2 separate regions of the Homo sapiens genome follow, and region 2 is linked to region 1. Evidence: chromatin loops called from intact Hi-C (ENCODE). Cell type or tissue: dorsolateral prefrontal cortex. All regions are shown on one strand. Each heading gives the region's core, and the rest is flanking DNA. Links, peaks and the distances in the headings are about the cores only. Region 1 overlaps UNC5C (unc-5 netrin receptor C). Region 2 overlaps UNC5C (unc-5 netrin receptor C).

Region 1 (8,105 bases), core at 2,604-5,103:
GAAAAGGGATGATTTAACAACATTAGACTTTCCGGTTATTAAAAGGTTTATTTATGATGTAAACAAAGCTTTGTTCTTTATTTTAGTAAGAATCACATGAATATATTGGATGAATGACACACTTCCTTTTTTAAATTAATTTTGATGGTTTCAAAGGTCATCGAATCTTGATTTCATATTCATATATGACCAAATATATTTACTTGTCAAGTGCTGCACAAAAATGCACCTTTCAGCAGCAGTTTTCAATTTTCACTTTTTTTTCTGAAAAGTCCTTTCTAAATACAACTTATGAAGAATAATAAGCCATATGATAAGATGCTGTATCTTCGATAGAAACTTGTAATCATGTTATAAAGGAACTGTTAAATGTCAATTGATGATGCCAGCACCACTTTTAGAAATGCACTTAGCGTTGTTATTTTGATAGTGCAATATACTTCAATATTTCTCTCAAGCTATGCACTACTGTGGTTAGTATTAACTTACAGGAAATTCTGTTGTATGAGGCATAGACTAAAGAAAGCCAACAAAACATAATTGCCTTGGTAGTGTTTTGCATTTTTAAATGAAGAATTTTATTTTTCTTTCTTTTCCAAGTAAGAATACACTTTTGTGTTTGTTTTTCTGTTGTGGGAGTGAATGAACTTTGTGGAACTGAACACCTCCTAATGGAGAGGGGAGTCATGATATATCTGTATGACCCCATTCATTACCAGATGTGCTTAGCATATATTTTTGGAAATACTTATTTTCCTGCCTAATGCTAACTATATATTTATCATTATGAAAACAAATGGAAAAGTCAATCATTCACTGCACTTGCCAGAAATGCCTTCAGCTCCCACAATAGTTATATGTCAGAATCTTGCCCCACTTAAAAGCAAGACAGAAAATTTATTCTGGAAATTTACCAGGAGAGACCAACCCTCAAAAATGTAAAGGAAAATATCTCTGTAGCTAAATAAAAATAAACTTAAGTCACACTTGATGCATTACACTTAAGATAGCCCCATCTAAAAATATATATGCAAGTTGCAGAGCATTTCAGTTGTTGTTCAAAGTGGACACCAAATATGGAAGACAGATTCAAGAATTACCTAAACTTCGGTGGATTAAAAAAGGAGTGTAAAATTTTTATGATTTGTCATTTGTCTGCATATTTTGACTTATTTGGAATTCTTTTTTCTTACATTGTCAAGTAAATTAAACTAAGCCTGACATTAGGCACACAGTTTATGTAGTTGTAACAAAGCATCAAAGTAATTGAATTCTCGCTAGGGAATTTTTAAATTAATTTATTATTACCATTTTTTTTTTGAGACAGGGTCTCGCTCTGTTACTCAGGCCGAAATGCAGTGGTGCGGTCACAGCTCACTGCAGCTTCGACCTCCTGGACTCAAGCAACCCTCCTGCCTGAGCCTCCTGAGTAGCTGGGACCTACAGGGATGCACCACCCTGCCTAGCTGATTTTTTAGTTTTTTGTAGAGATGGGGTTTTGCCATGTTTCCCAGGTTGGTCTTGAGCTCCTGGTCTCAAGCAGTGTACCTGCCTGGGCTCCCAAAGTGCTGAGATTACAAGCATGAGCCACTGCACCTGGCTGGTATTCTAAAATTTATATGAGGATAAATGTGACTAGAAGTATAGATGTGGAACTTTGTATATATATATTTTTTATGTATATATATAATATATATATACACATATATACATATAAATATATATACACATATATACATATAAATATATATACATATATACATATAAATACATACATGTAATGTATTCTCTCAAATCACAATTCAGTTTAGTTTTTTTAATGGAGGAAAAAAATCAGTACAGCTGAGATGAATCCAATTCTGGAAGTATTAGTTAGTATATCCCATAGAGAGAAATGAGACAGAATAGCATAACATATGGTACCTGCCTTTAAGAAACTTAAAATCTTGTCAGGATGATAAAATATTACAGATAAAATGTATAAAATCATAAGCTGGTAAACGGATATGAAAAAAATGAATAAAAATATTTTGGAAGAGATTAAAGGAGAGATAAATGTGCTTTGTTAACTTTCTGCTGGAATGAACTATTACCTAATTTTCAGAAAAAAAAATCAAGTAACAACTTTCATTGCCTTTAATAAGAACTGTTCTTTTAACTCACAGAGGCTACTGGAAGTGTTTTGTTACAGCCATGTACAGTTATATCCTCTCATCGCCTCTTTCCATTTTCTTCACCTTTCAACTTGAGAGCCTATCTTCCCTGGGGCCTCTCCTTTTAACAGCTCTTGTCTTTACCTTGAAGTGGGGAGCTGCACAGAGTCCCTGTCTCTAATTTCTTGAGTCGCTCTCTACTTGGCTCTCCCAGGGTTATACTACATTTCTGCAGTGCAAAATGGGCCTCCAATCCAAATTTAGCTGTTTTATTACATACTCTGTAGCTAAGCCACTTTAGGCCAGACATTACCACATCTCTCAGCAACAGAGTTTGAGTTTGTCAAGTTGTGCACATTTGTTGTCTCCTTTAAAATACAGTTTTACGTCTTTTAAAACTTGTTTGGATTTTGAGTAATGGTCTCATTGGTCCTCTGATGTTTACAAAATGATGTCAGTGCTTGAAGGTAAATGGTGGCAACGTTAGATATTTCTCCTTTTCCTTGAAGGCCGTATGAAGGGAGGGAGACCCCAGTGCATGAATCTCCATGGGTGCGAAAATTGATAGAGTTAAGCACAAGCAGCCTGTAGAACTACTTCAAAGTCAGTTTTAGAAATTTCTATAATTAACTAGAATTCTTCAGGTAAGTTCAAATCAAAGGGGCTAGAGGACTTTGTATGAAGGACTCTGAAAATTAGATTTTAAATTCAAAACATAAGAATGTTTTGCCTAACAGCTTTCACAAATAAGTTTCAAAACATAAACAGATTGTTAAGAGATATATATTAATTTTAAATTTGATCATGTAATAATTTTTAGAACTGCAATTTCCTTACTCTGTAATCCTCCCACTAGTAAAAGCTTTTTGAACTTTTTCTTATGTCTTTGTCATTTGGAAAAACTAAGAGTATTTTTAGAGTAAACAGTGTATAGGATGCCCATGAATATTTCTGAAGCTCTGGTATTTTCTAGTTTTAGGAATAGGAATGTTGAAAACAAAAATGTGGGAGGAATATAGGGGAATAGTGTAAAGTGATTTTGCAATATAGTGTCAGAGCCATGCCTGTGGTAGGCTTTTATTAAAAATTTCTCCATCAATTGCATTAAAAAAGTAAAGAAACTTCATATTCTAGATTAATAAGAAAATCACCCCACATTCTCTCAAATAAAGTTTGCATAATTCCTATGAAATTGCATTCTTTTCATTTGGCATGGAAATTATATGTCCATAAAAATAAATTTCATTTTTCTTTAAATAGGTAAAAATAGTAATTACAAAAGCAATTATAAATCTTTACTATGTTAAATATATATGCACACAACTATGTATTGAATTGACAGCTATATGATAGCAACATAAAGACCATGAGGAAAGACGGAGGCTGAGAAATACTCCAATATTTAAAAAAACTCAAGTTTGCACAGCTTACCAATTAAGTATCAGGAGTCTTTCTTTAATTTATCAAATCAGTTTGGTCACACTGATCAGAAGTCCTGATTTGCAGTTGTATATTTTTGTGATTTAAAGTGAGTTAATTTATTATTTCCCAGTAAATGCAATTTATTAAGCATGAAGTATAAAACAATGTCAAAGGCAGGAAAAAATGTTTCAAAGTCCTAAGTGAAGTAAAATTAGGCAAATACTATTAACGTGTGTGATGCGTTTTTGTTGTTACTAATATATTGGGAATTGAAATTGACAGCATCTCTTGAGTTCAGTTAATTTTTGTCACTGGATTGTAAAAGTAACTTGTTTGAGGATCTTCATTTTTAGGAAGTTTGTGAATAGGGTAAATGCATGGGTATATTAACTCATTTAAATACAGAGTTTTGCGTTTGATTTTTAAAATATTGTCACTTAACTTGAAACTTTATCCTAAAAAGCTATCATACTATGCCTGTATTAAAGACATGTTTTGCTTTGTATTATTGGTTTCTTTTAGTGCTACATATTCTTTTAATAAAATTCAACTTTCAGCTAATTTTATTTATTAAGGACTTAGTAGAAATAATTATTCTTTTGTGTTTTTATTGTTACTTTGTACTATTGGTAACACAACCATGTTAAAATCATTTTTTTTCAATCCACATGAGTAGTTTCATAGAAATACAGAACAAAATTCACATTGTGAAACATATTTTAAATTTGGGAAATGAGAAGACCATTTAGGCCCCATATTCAACTTTTTTTTTAACTTTAATTCATTATACAATGTTTAGAATATAGTTTTTTGTGGTGATTATTTAAATACTCTGGGATTTAATTTGCCTTTGAAGACACAAATTAAAAACTTGATAGATAATGGAAATGAGACATTTGTATTACTTACTAATTTGGTAATTTTAACCTATTTCTGGCCATTTTTTGTTATTGCTTAGTAGACTTAAATTTAAAGTATAGCTTGACTAAAATTAGTGTGGAAGAATATTTATTTACACTTTGTATTGTAAATCTTCCTTTTAGAGCATTTTCTTCAACAGGTTCATTCTTATTAAACCTACATGTCTGTCTATCTACAGCGCTGCATGAAAGATTGGGTGCATTATAGTGACTCAGAGGTAGGGAGACCACATAATTTATTGCCTAAATTGGGTCATTTTTGTGCAGGAAAGGGAAAGTTATTAATAATTGTTCCTTTACAAGTATAAACTGAGATTGTCCTGGGTAAACAAGATGGATAATCACCCTACCAGGACACTGCAAGATCATGTAATACCTTCTTAATCACTAGGGGAAAAGTTAGATCATGCTCACAGTGGATTTAGAATTAAATGTACTATATTCTGTGTCTTTGAAAAGTCGTTGCCCTTTCATGAATTTGAAGAAAATAATTGATTAGTCAGAACAGTTATCTTCTTGCCCATGTCAAATAACAGAGTATGCTTTACCTGTGCACCTTTAGTCTTTCATTAAGCCTATTCGAATTTTTAAAATTAAATGTGTTTTAGAAAGTAACACAGTTGGCTTCTTATGACAGATGATTTTTCAAAAAGCCTAGAAATTAAGATTTGTTAAACCGGGAACAAGACAAACCTAGAATCTATTTTGCCAGAGTTGATATAGCCCCCTTACCTCCCATTCTTGTTAGCTCTTATTCCACCACTGGGAATTGTCACTAATTGACTGTCACTTTTGAGTAGAGTAGTTACTCTATACAACAACAGAACACAAAACAGAGAAAACCTTGACAGTAACTTTCTGTAAAGTTTATTTGCTTGACACTTCCACATCCAGTATCTTGGACTTTGGCAAGATATATTAGCTGTGTATGTCTTTTTTTTTTTTTTTTTTTTTTAAGAAATAGGCTTTGCACACTGCTATGAAAATTGAATATGGGTTTTTTAATGTACTGTCTTAGGTGAGAACTTGAGTATCACATTTCGAGTTACATGTATTTCACATCTTTTTATCTTGTGGGATTTACAAAAATCATTTGATTAAAAATTTCTAGAATGAAAAACACCAGCATAAATCTTGACTGAATAGAAAGAGTGAATAATGATAAGTACCTGGAGTCATGAGTTTCAAAACGTAGTTCTGCAAAGTTATAAGAGTATATGGCTGGAATTTTGCTCAAAGAGAATTATAAAGCAGATATAATTTATTTTAGTACTTGAGCATTCCTAGGTATTTTAGGCAGAAGAATAAACTTGAGGGAAACAATTAGTTCTATTTACTCAGTTAGAACTAATGCATTAGGCCAGCAACACAGGGGAGTGCATTCTCAGAATTGCTGCTCTTATGTATGTTAAACTTCCTTTTGGCATTTGAGCTTCCAAATGTATCCCATCAACTCTGTGTGCAGTGTTTCTTTTTTTGACAGGAGCATTTGGAGGGAGGGCTTTCTCTAATTCAACCAGGCTTCGGTGACCCATTAATTTGGCATCATTTTTAAAAAAGAACAAATGAGAAACTGAAACCCAGATGGGGAACTGACTTGCCTTGTGTTCAGAAACTTGACCTACCCAGAACATATATTTTACAGATGAGGAAACAGACCCCCATAGAGCTCAGAGTTCACACAGGAGTTAATGTAGAACTGGGGCTACAACTCATGTTCCTTGGCTCCCGGTTCCAGCTGCTTTCTACCACACAGCACTGCATCTTCAGCTGCCCCCATGCAGATTTATATTGCATGCCTCTGAGTCTTATGCTTCCTTGGCAAACCAGGCAGTCGCAAGCTCCAGTGCCTACTGGGACCAATGAGGTTACGTGAGTAAGTGGGCTGAATGTAGTACAACAGATTCTGCTGGAAAGTGTGGTGATCTGGAGAGCACATGTCCCGTCTAAAACAAAAGACTCCAGGTTCTCACTGCAGGAATATGGGCCCAATATGGTGGCAGCTTCCAGTTTTCCAAGAAAACCCAGATCTCAATTTTTATTTTAAATGTCTTATGCAGGACAGGCCAAAGAACATGCATGCAGGTGGATATTTGCCAGCTGCCTGACAGATTGCAGCCTCCACTTAAGTGCATGTTTCTTATCTCCCTAACAGCAGCAATAATAATCGCCCCTGTTGCATAAAACATGCAAGGCATCATTTATGTCTTATCTCTTTTAATCCTCACAATAACCCAGAGAAGTGTTGAAGATGAGGCACTGAGGCTCTACCAGTTTGAAGTAATGTACCAAAGTCAAACTTAGCTAAATGCAGGGTTAGGATTGAAACATAGATCTGTCTGATCCCACAGCTTTCAATCTTACCCTAACACCCTTAGCCTTCCTGATGCTTCATCCATTGCTGGTTGAATTAAAGCTACCAAAAATCTATAGAGTTTTTCAAAGTCCATTTCAATTCAACTTTTCCAACATGTTTTTAAACGTGTATTGAATCATCACTATGCAAAAAGGATTGTGTGCTCTGAAGAGGACCAAGATAATTTCTAGAATTTAAATCACTTCTCTCGTGCATTAAACTTCCAACTGCTCATTTTGTTGGCTTCTACTTGGGCTGACATCTATTTCTTCTTATTTTTCTTCCAGGAAAAAAAATCAATAAATTATTTGTGAACCTTTTATAGAAATGGAATTAAAGCTTTTAAAATTTTTATTAGGGGATTGATACTTTTGACATTTATTTCTAAAGGTAACATTGTTTGAATTTGATTTATTATGTATTTGGTAATTGGAATGCTAAGTGACTACGTTTACATGTGTTTTTTTGTAGTACATGGTTTTAACAGCAATTGTAAAAATTATTTTGTTATTAATTATCTTGTTCTTTCAACTTCCAATATAGCAACATCCTAGTCACTTTGGTGAAACTAGCAGAATAATTTTTTGAAAATTGATTTCTAATATTTTTATTATTTTTTCTCTCTCTCCCTCTCTAGTACAGCCATGCATTCTTTCACAAGCTATACCCCTAATCAGTTGCATAGACACGTTTCATTCCAACTACAGTCATAACTTTTCATCTATCCTAGTGCCCGTTTCTGCTACGTGCAGAGATGATCAGTTATGTCAAAAGAAAGGTGATGGGAAATCTCTAAGGAATGGACACACAGTGGATGCTGTTGCTTTCCTGTCCTATCTCCTTTACTGGCCCAGTGCACACATCCCCCAGCTGCTGTCCTGTTGGCGGCTAAAGGCTCACAGCTGCCCCCTTCTCCCCTCTCCAAGGAATCTCCTTTGACTGAAGCAAGAGCTGCTTTGCCTGGTAGGTTTCCTCAAGGTGAGAACAATTCTGTTGGGCAGTTCATGCTCCAGAGGGTCCAGAGGCTTGGTGAGGCTGAAGCTTGCCTCTGGTGGAGACCACATTCTTGCTCAGCCCCTCCTCTGCCCTATCCTGACCATCTCACTCTCCCCCTTTCCTGTGGGTGTCCCTAGGTGAGTCACATTCACAGACTCCCTCTGTGGAGCTCTTCTTTTAGGGAATCCAGGCAAAGATAAGACAAGGTACCCATCAGTGTTGATGAAACACACTGTAATTTTCTAGAAAATGTGCCTG
Region 2 (8,105 bases), core at 2,944-5,443, 360 kb after region 1:
TGGAAATCAAGAACTAGAATCTGAACTGAATGGTCAAAGAAACTTCTATGCCTAGTGAAAACTAGAGGGGAGCAACTATGTAGCTATGAACATGAATCAATTCCATAACTGTTACTAAAAACTTATTTTGACTAAAAAGTCACCAACACAGAACTATTGAACACAAACAGGAATTGTTTGTCTTACTGAAGTCACTGAGAACCCTTGGGGTTCACTTCAGATGCTTTTTTGGTTCAACTTCCCACCACCAGAAAAGGGAAAAGTGATTGATTTCGTGTGTGAGGTACTCATCTGTCAGAACCCTTAATGTTTCCTATTAAGTGAATGACAACTTCCATACATACACTATTTATACCAAATAATTTTCACTACAAATTCTGATTTCCTTCTCCTTTGGAGTAAAGTAATAGCTGTTAGATTGCTTTCAAACTTAGAAGGTCCAGATATAACAGTTCATTTCATAGGAAGCCACTTCATCAACCATTCTATGTGATACATCCTGCTTCTTTCTACACCGCTGGAGAGGCAGTTTGGCTGGTTTCATTTGGATAGAAAAAACTATCATTTGTGCATGCTGCCATCTAGTGGTGTACAACACAATCTAACCTGAGTTTAATATTCACTAGAATGTGTTTGACGAAGGGAATGAAAACCTGTAGAGTTCAAGGACCTTTATGACAAACAGATGTAGGGAAATTTTCACTTCAAATTTATAATTTTCTTATTCTCACTTTTTTTTCATTTGCATCACTCATCTCAATATTAGGTCACTGTGAGCCCAGTACATCAACTCATTCATACACAACATATCTTCAGTTGCTTCTTGTAACAGAACTATGTAAAATCTATATAAAACAGTCTTTGAAGAGTTGTCATTTTTAACACTTATGGTTTTCATTGGGGTTTGTATACTTTAAATCTCCTTTTAGTTCCTTAATATTTATCTTTGGAAATGTAAGAAGTATCTGCTTAGAAAGAAATAAGTCTTATATATGCGAATGGAATACTATGTCTAGGGAAGAGAAAATTGGGGTTGTTAATCAAAGGGAAGAAAGCAGCTTCTTTTCTGCTGAATTTGGGAATCCAAAGGCAGAGGTTTCATCCTGTTTTTATTTTCTTCTTATCACACTCTTTCAAGTTTCCTTAATGTATCTGGAAGGAATAGAAGTTGGATTCAGAATTGATAACTGGCATGGTGATGACAAACCTGTGTAACACCAAGGTTCTCACAGCTAACAGCTGTTTCACAAACGGCATCTTCCAAATGAACAGTCACCTCTGCTATGCAGAAAACCCCCATCCTGCTGTGAGCAAGTTAGGCTCTTCAAGAACTGGACAACTTTTGGGTGAGGTGTTCAATATCAAACTGCATAATCATTAGCCATTTTCATATATACTATTTTATAGATTTAAGTCTCTCAACTATCAAAAAGTAGAGCGATTTTCAGGAGAAAAAAGTCGTGGGGACTGAGTTCAGGACACCCTGAAACTATGCGACCAGTAATTTTTTTAAGGTATTTTTTCCTACAAGTAAGGTATCTGAAAAGTCAACGTTTTGAGGGTGGAATCAAGACTTTTCACTTCTCCTGGCAAAGAGCAACAAGGCTCTTGTCTCGTGTCCTTCTGTGTGTCTCTGTCAGGATCACAGCAGCTGTGCTCTTGGTCTGCTTACTCCTCTGTAATCCACGTATGCAGAAGGGAGTTAATAAGGTGATCACCATCTCCCCAGAATTCAAAGGTCTTTGCCTCTATAAGGTCTGCCCCTATGGGGCCAGGAAAATATAAACCTATATAAGGACTTGCAAGAGAGCATAAAGAAGGTAGAAAAGGTTTACTTGTTGGGTTTTCAAGCCTTCAAGTTGAATGAGTCTTAGCTTTTGCTGGGCAGTTGTTCTGGACAAGTCATCAGTTTCATGTGGAGAACTCAGTGTAAGCCCAAGGCTAATGAATGAGAGGGGTCCCATGGAAACACAGCTGAAATGAAATGGGACTTTATCCATCTTCTTTGAGAATGGAAGAGCTTTTGTGAAGCAGTACATCATTGCTCAAGATAATGGTTGATAAGCATTAGATTTTATAGATCTAATAAGGAAAATATTTTATTATCTCAAGTTAACAAAACATTTTTTTACCTCTCGAGTGCCTCATAGGACCAACTATTACTCTTTGGCTTTTATTTTTCTTTTTGTATTATTTTTATATATTCTTTAACCTTGCTGAGCTAGTATTGACTGAAATCTTTAGAACTTTGCCTCTGGGCAATGAAGTAATGTTTCTCTACCCTAAGATATCTATTTGTATAATCTCTGGCTGTAATGATCACTTTGGAAGATTTCCTTTGCATCTCTAATTATTTCTTTTTAATGGAATAAGGCATAAGGGGGAATAAATATATTGTAACCAATGTTATGTAAACCCATATCCATACAGGCCAGGAAAGCCAAATGAAGTCATTTCCAGAATTCTAGTGTGAAAAACCTATTTTTGAAAAGTGGGGAGATGGCTTTGTGTAGAACTGGGTGGGTTTTCTCTGCAGACTAAGTCTAGCCATGAGCTTCCAGATCCTTTAGTTTTATCAGCCTTGTGCTTACCCCATTTTCATAAATGCTACTTTAACAGCCAGTCTTCATAAGTCATGGTTCCTAGGTTTTCCTGTCACCTCATTGTATTCATCTGTGGTAGGATATTAACGGGCTCATTCAACCAAATGTAATGTGTGCCTCAGACCTATTTAGCATGGTTGGGGGGCATCAGCAGGACAAACCAACAGGTACTCCGCAAGTGTACTGGCACAGCAAGCCCACCAATTATTAGCAGCTCTTCATCAGCCTGCTGTCTACTCAGACGCTTGCCTACTGAAGGGACCTGTCCAGAGATCTTCTGGAATCCCAGGTTGGGAATCTCTGCAGAATGTCGTGACAGTTGTGGCCCAACTAGCTTCTGAGTAGAAACAAGGAAGCTACCCTGAGATATAGTCAGCTGCCCACCTGCCATAGTATTTGCTACTGAATGCCAGCCTTTTAACATACCATTTCAGATTTGTCCTTCAACAAAAATATAAATTGCAAGTCATACCATTTAAGGGTCTTTTACAAATATGTCTAAATTGTGTGTCATTTTTAAGTTCCAAAGGTCTACTGGACTAAGTACTATCAGACCAGCTGTAGAACCTGATGGCGCTGATCCGGGGTGGAATAACCCTCAGTACTGGTGTGTAGAAGATGAATTGTAGGCAGGTTTTGCTGATCAGCAGCCTAAGGATTGATGGGCTCTCTTTTGGCCTCTGATCCTGAGCACTATGGAGGCAGCATCAGAGAATGGGGACCTGAGCTACATAGGTTCTCAATGTTAAAACAACTCTGTTCGGAGTGACATATAAGAGCAAGAAATCTACAGCTGGTGTAAAATACCTTTGCCTTTTCTATCCCGAAAGTAACAAATGGCATCTGTACATGTAGGGGTAAAAACTCAGATGTCTACTCCTCCAGGCCATGGACAAGAAAAAGTACAGCAGTCAGAACAGTGGAACAAGTGATTTGCATTCTCTTCTTCACGCTTTCCTAGATCTGCCATTGGTAGCGCAGCCCTCGCCCTCCAGACATAATGCATCGAGCCCAGTTGCAGGGAACATCACTGTGTGTGTGTGATGTCATGGTGTTATATGTGTTGAGTTTAATGTTGAGCTGAAGCAAGTTGGTGACCTTCCTCTTTGCTCTTTGTAAAGAAGACACCAATGTTTGTCAGAGAAAAATCCCCAGCAGTCGTGTTGAAGAGGCAGTGTCATCCACCTACTGTCCCCTTTGGAACAGTTCAACTGCAGAAAGGTCGGATTGAGGTTTTGTGCTTTGTCGTTTTTCTTTTTTAAACAAAACATGACAACCTTGGCTTTTCCGATATGGAACACTTTTGTTGTTGTGGAGTTCCCTCTTGCTGTATCTTCTATGCAATTCCTTTTCTAAAAAAACCCCCCGGCAGAGGCAGAGTGCCCTCCGGATATCTGTCCGGCGCCTTGCTGAGTGGTGGAGGTGAGGGATACCAGCTCCGGGTGTGCCTCTTTTCTCTCCCTGGCTGCCAATCCTGATTTTCCCTGCAGTCCCCTTGGTTTGTAAATTGCCTGCATTTATTCTGTCAGCCAACATGTACAAAATGTAAGAAAGAATTTTTAAACAGGTAATAAATTATATTTATAAGCAACAAAGTGCTGCCTCCTTCACTTAATAACAAGGTTCTCTTGCGTGTTCAGAGCTGCCACGTGTTTCTTCGGTGGGACAGAAAGGCTTTGGGTCCTGCGTGGATGGTGATCACAACCTCCTGCAGGCACAGGATGAGGTTTTAGCATGGTGCTACTAAAAAATCAGCTGCACACTGGAATCACCAGAGAGGCCTTAAGAACTAACGCCAGGGTCACACCTCCAGAGATTCTGATGGAAGTGGTCTGGGGGTAGCCTGGGTCTTGGGTGTTAAAAGCTCCCGGGTGGTACTAATGAGCGGTTAAGGGTGAGAACCAATGTCTTAGAACTTCTGCAGAATTCTCTGGGGCGGGAGCTTCTAAATAGAGTGTCAAGCCCTGCCCCCAGAGATCTGATTTTAAATGAAGCTTGCAAACAACTATACTAATAGGTAGGAAATGAAAGGTAAGCAACTACCAGCAGAGGAGTTCAGCTTGGTACAGGACTGCTGGCCACTGCCTTAGGGCGAGCAAGCCAAGGGCTCCAGCTGTGAGGTGCGAAGCAGCTGTGAGGCTGAAGACTAGAATCAAAGACAGCCCTGTCCTCCATGAGAGAACGACCTGGAGACACTTCCTTAGATGGACTGCCACCTGCCCCCACCCCTCCCCTCAGCCTCCGTGGCTGAAGGGTGTAAGCAATTGCCCAGCACTGAGAAGCTGGTCCATGCCATGGGCTGGAAGAAAGTGACTTAAAACAATCCATGCTGGGATCATGAATTCAAATGTTTCTCCAAGGCTAAGGAAGTAATGGAAATATATAAACTGGAACCTGGGTAAAATCAAAGGGAGATGTAAGGGCTGCAGCTGAGCCAGAGAACTCAAATTCCATATAAAACAATGAAAATACAATGAAAACAATAAAACACAAACAAAAACTGTACTTTACATAGAAAACCCATGGTGGCAAAGGCTCAGCCCTGTTACCAGACCACTAACCCCTAATTAGAAGCTTTGGTAGCTGAGATTCCTGCTGAGAAGGCCTTACCTAGGATGGCATGCAAGCATTTTCAAAGACTTCACTGAGGGCCCAACCTAAGCCCCTGTCTCTCAGTGGAGGTCCCTGGAGAGTTCTGAAGCTTGGCCTCCCTCTGCTCCTGTCTCTCAGTACCAGCATACAGGTGCCAAGCAAAGAACCTTCAGCAGCCCCAGAGATCCCCACAGCTAAGCTCAGATCAGAACCTAGGGTAGAAATTAGAAATTACTTTGCAGAGACAAAACTTCTGAGAGTGCAGTCATCTGTACTTTGCTGCTGTGACCAGATGGAGACAACAAGCTTGCAACTTACAAAATGACCAATGCCAACAAAATAACCTTTTTTCCTCAGCTGAGATTTACTGTCAGTATGCCTGTGAGTTCTGCGAAAAGTTTAACTTGAGCCCATGACACACAGAAGTGGGGTGTACAGAAGGTGGGAGAGATGTACCAATAGCAAATCTCAGCTGGTTTTAAATGTTGCTAATTGTAGATCCTGCTAAACTAATGGCAGGAAGAAAAAGCAGCATTGGCCAGGCACAGTGGCTCACGCCTGTAATCCCAGGACTTTGGAAGGCTAAGATGGGGAGATCACTTGAGCCCTGGAGTTTGGGACCAGCCTAGGAAACATAGTGAGGACTTGTCCCTACTAAACATAAAATTAGCCAGCCATGGTGGTGCATGCTTGTAGTCCCAGCTACTTGGGAGGCTGAGATGGGAGTCACTTGAGCCCAGGAGATCGAGGCTGCAGTGAGCTATGATCATGCCACTGCACTCCAGCCTGGGCAAGACAGAGTGAGACCTTGTCAAAAAAAAAAAAGAAAGAAAGAAAGAAAAAAAGAAAAAGAAGAAAGAAAGAAAGAAGGGAAGGGAAGGGAGGGAGGGAAGGAGGGAGGAAGGGAGGGAGGAAGGAGGGAGGAAGGGAGGGAGGGAAGGAAGGAAGGAGGGAGGGAAGGAAGGAAGGGAGGGAGGGAGGGAGGGAGGGAGGGAGGGAAAGAAAGAAAAGAAAAGAAAAGAAAGAAAGAAAAAAAAGAAAACAGAGGAAGGAAAGAAAGAAAAGAAAGAAAGGGGAAAGAGCAGTATTTCTGAGCACCTGTGATGTACCTGGCATGGGCCCTCACATAATTCAGACACTCATCTTATTGGTTCCTCACAAGAGCGCGAAGAGGTGGGAATTTACAGGTGGGAAGACTGGGCTCAGATTATGTACTTCCAAAGAATGAAAAAAGTGGAAAATGGTGGAATTTAAGCAGGTCAGTCTGAATTCCAGCATCAGGATGCACTCTTTTGACACAAGTGCAGCTGGCTAACCACCACCAATCTCACGCAAACTCTTCATTCTCTCTGCGTCAGACGCAAACCTTCCTGCACTCTCCACTCCCCAGACAATTTTGGGCTTCCCTGGTCCTGATCCAATCTCCAATGGATCCCCTCACAAACCAAACTTCTCATTCTGCCCTCCAGGGTCCACAATGCTTGGAACAATAGCCCTAACACATTCCCTCCCCTTTCGCAGAGGTGACAATTCAGGGGCAGCAGCAACAGCCTCCTCCTTCCACATCTCAAATACTCCACAGCTGGGAGGCAGGTGGGGTCTTTCTCATACAAAACTGCTGATTCCAGATTATTGCATTAAAAACTCAATGCTTTGCATGTCAGGCCTCCCGGCTCAGCTGGCCAGCCCCTCTCTCTGCCTCTCACTGCCTGCGTCCCTTCCCATTCTCCTGTGGCACTGGAGAATTTTGCCTCACAACCTTCCTCTCCCAAGACTGCCACCTTCAAAATCCACGAAGACAACAAATCTAAAGGCCAGGATTTGGGTTCCTCTTTCATCACCAACAATGTTGCCTATGAATTAAATTCACCCCCTCCTGCGATCACACTCTCAGCTGCTCCCCCTCTGAAATCTGACCACAGCCTCTCTCTCAGTAACTGTGGAGATACCACCTCCGCCCCCGCCCCATCAGGATTCCCTGTCCTGGGACCTGGGTTTTTGTTTTGTTTTGTTTTGTTTTTTGTTTTTTTTTTTTTGGTCTGTTAGCTCCTCTAATTAATTCCTTCCCTCCTCTGGTCCATCAGCCCCTTGATAGTAATAATTCTTACCTTCCATGACCTGTTGCTGCGTTTGCATGATAAACCAGTACCCTGAATGAATCCTATCTTCGTTGTCTCTATACCTGTATTTGGGTTGCTGACAAAAAGATAAAAAAAATCATAAACCACAAGAAAAGTGGCACTATGAATTTCTGTTAATACTATAGTTGAGCACTTACCACATGCTTGGTGCATGGATTATGTCATTTCATCTTCAGAACAACTCCAGATAGTGGATATTAACATCATTCTCATCTTCAAGGGGAAGAAACATCTTCAAGGGGAAGAAACTGACCACAGCCCCTCTCTCAGTAACTGCGGAGATACCACCTCCGCCCCATCAGGATTCCCTGTCCTGGGACCTGGGTTTTTTGTTCGTTTGTTTGTTTGTTTGTTGGTCTGTTAGCTCCTCTAATTAATTCCTTCCCTCCTCTGGCCCATCAGCCCCTTGATAGTAATAATTCTTACTTTCCATGACCTGTTGCTGCATTTGCATGATAAAGAGGTCAAAATGTGCCCAGTCACACAACTGAGGGAGTGAGGGAAGCTGGATTCACACCAACAGGCCACCTGGCAGTCCCAAGTCTACGCTTGGCCACTGTGCCACAGTCAGCTTCAGGAAGCCTAACCTGGCCCTCAGAGTTGCCCGTAACCATCTGGCTCTTTCCCCATCAAGCTGTAATTTTCCAGTGCAATTTTAAACCTTCTTCACTTCTCTTAAACCACTGACTTCCCTGCCTTTCCCCTCACTCTCAGTAGATGACTGTGTTTCCTTCACAAAGAAAGTAGAAGCCATCAGACCATTTCTCTT

Evidence for each region. Peaks named below come from ENCODE experiments on the same cell type or tissue, not always from the same donor. Only the 100,000 strongest peaks of a DNase experiment are listed, where the experiment ranks them.
Region 2: a loop joins it to region 1, with 6 times the contacts of the local background. A loop is called at or near these places in 10 of 110 quality-filtered maps.

Annotation. Positions count from the first base shown.
Region 1 is chr4:95,522,942-95,531,046 of GRCh38, reverse strand. All of the region lies in intron 1 of UNC5C (unc-5 netrin receptor C), which reads left to right. Among named protein-coding and RNA genes, the nearest start is that of UNC5C, 22 kb to the left of the region's middle. In dorsolateral prefrontal cortex, for the core only: no CTCF peak of the experiment used is centred there; no DNase peak of the experiment used is centred there.
Region 2 is chr4:95,158,597-95,166,701 of GRCh38, reverse strand. UNC5C (unc-5 netrin receptor C) reads left to right here. Exons shown (of 16, transcript NM_003728.4): 16 at 1-4,198. Among named protein-coding and RNA genes, the nearest start is that of UNC5C, 390 kb to the left of the region's middle. In dorsolateral prefrontal cortex, for the core only: no CTCF peak of the experiment used is centred there; no DNase peak of the experiment used is centred there; H3K27ac peaks cover 1,846 bases.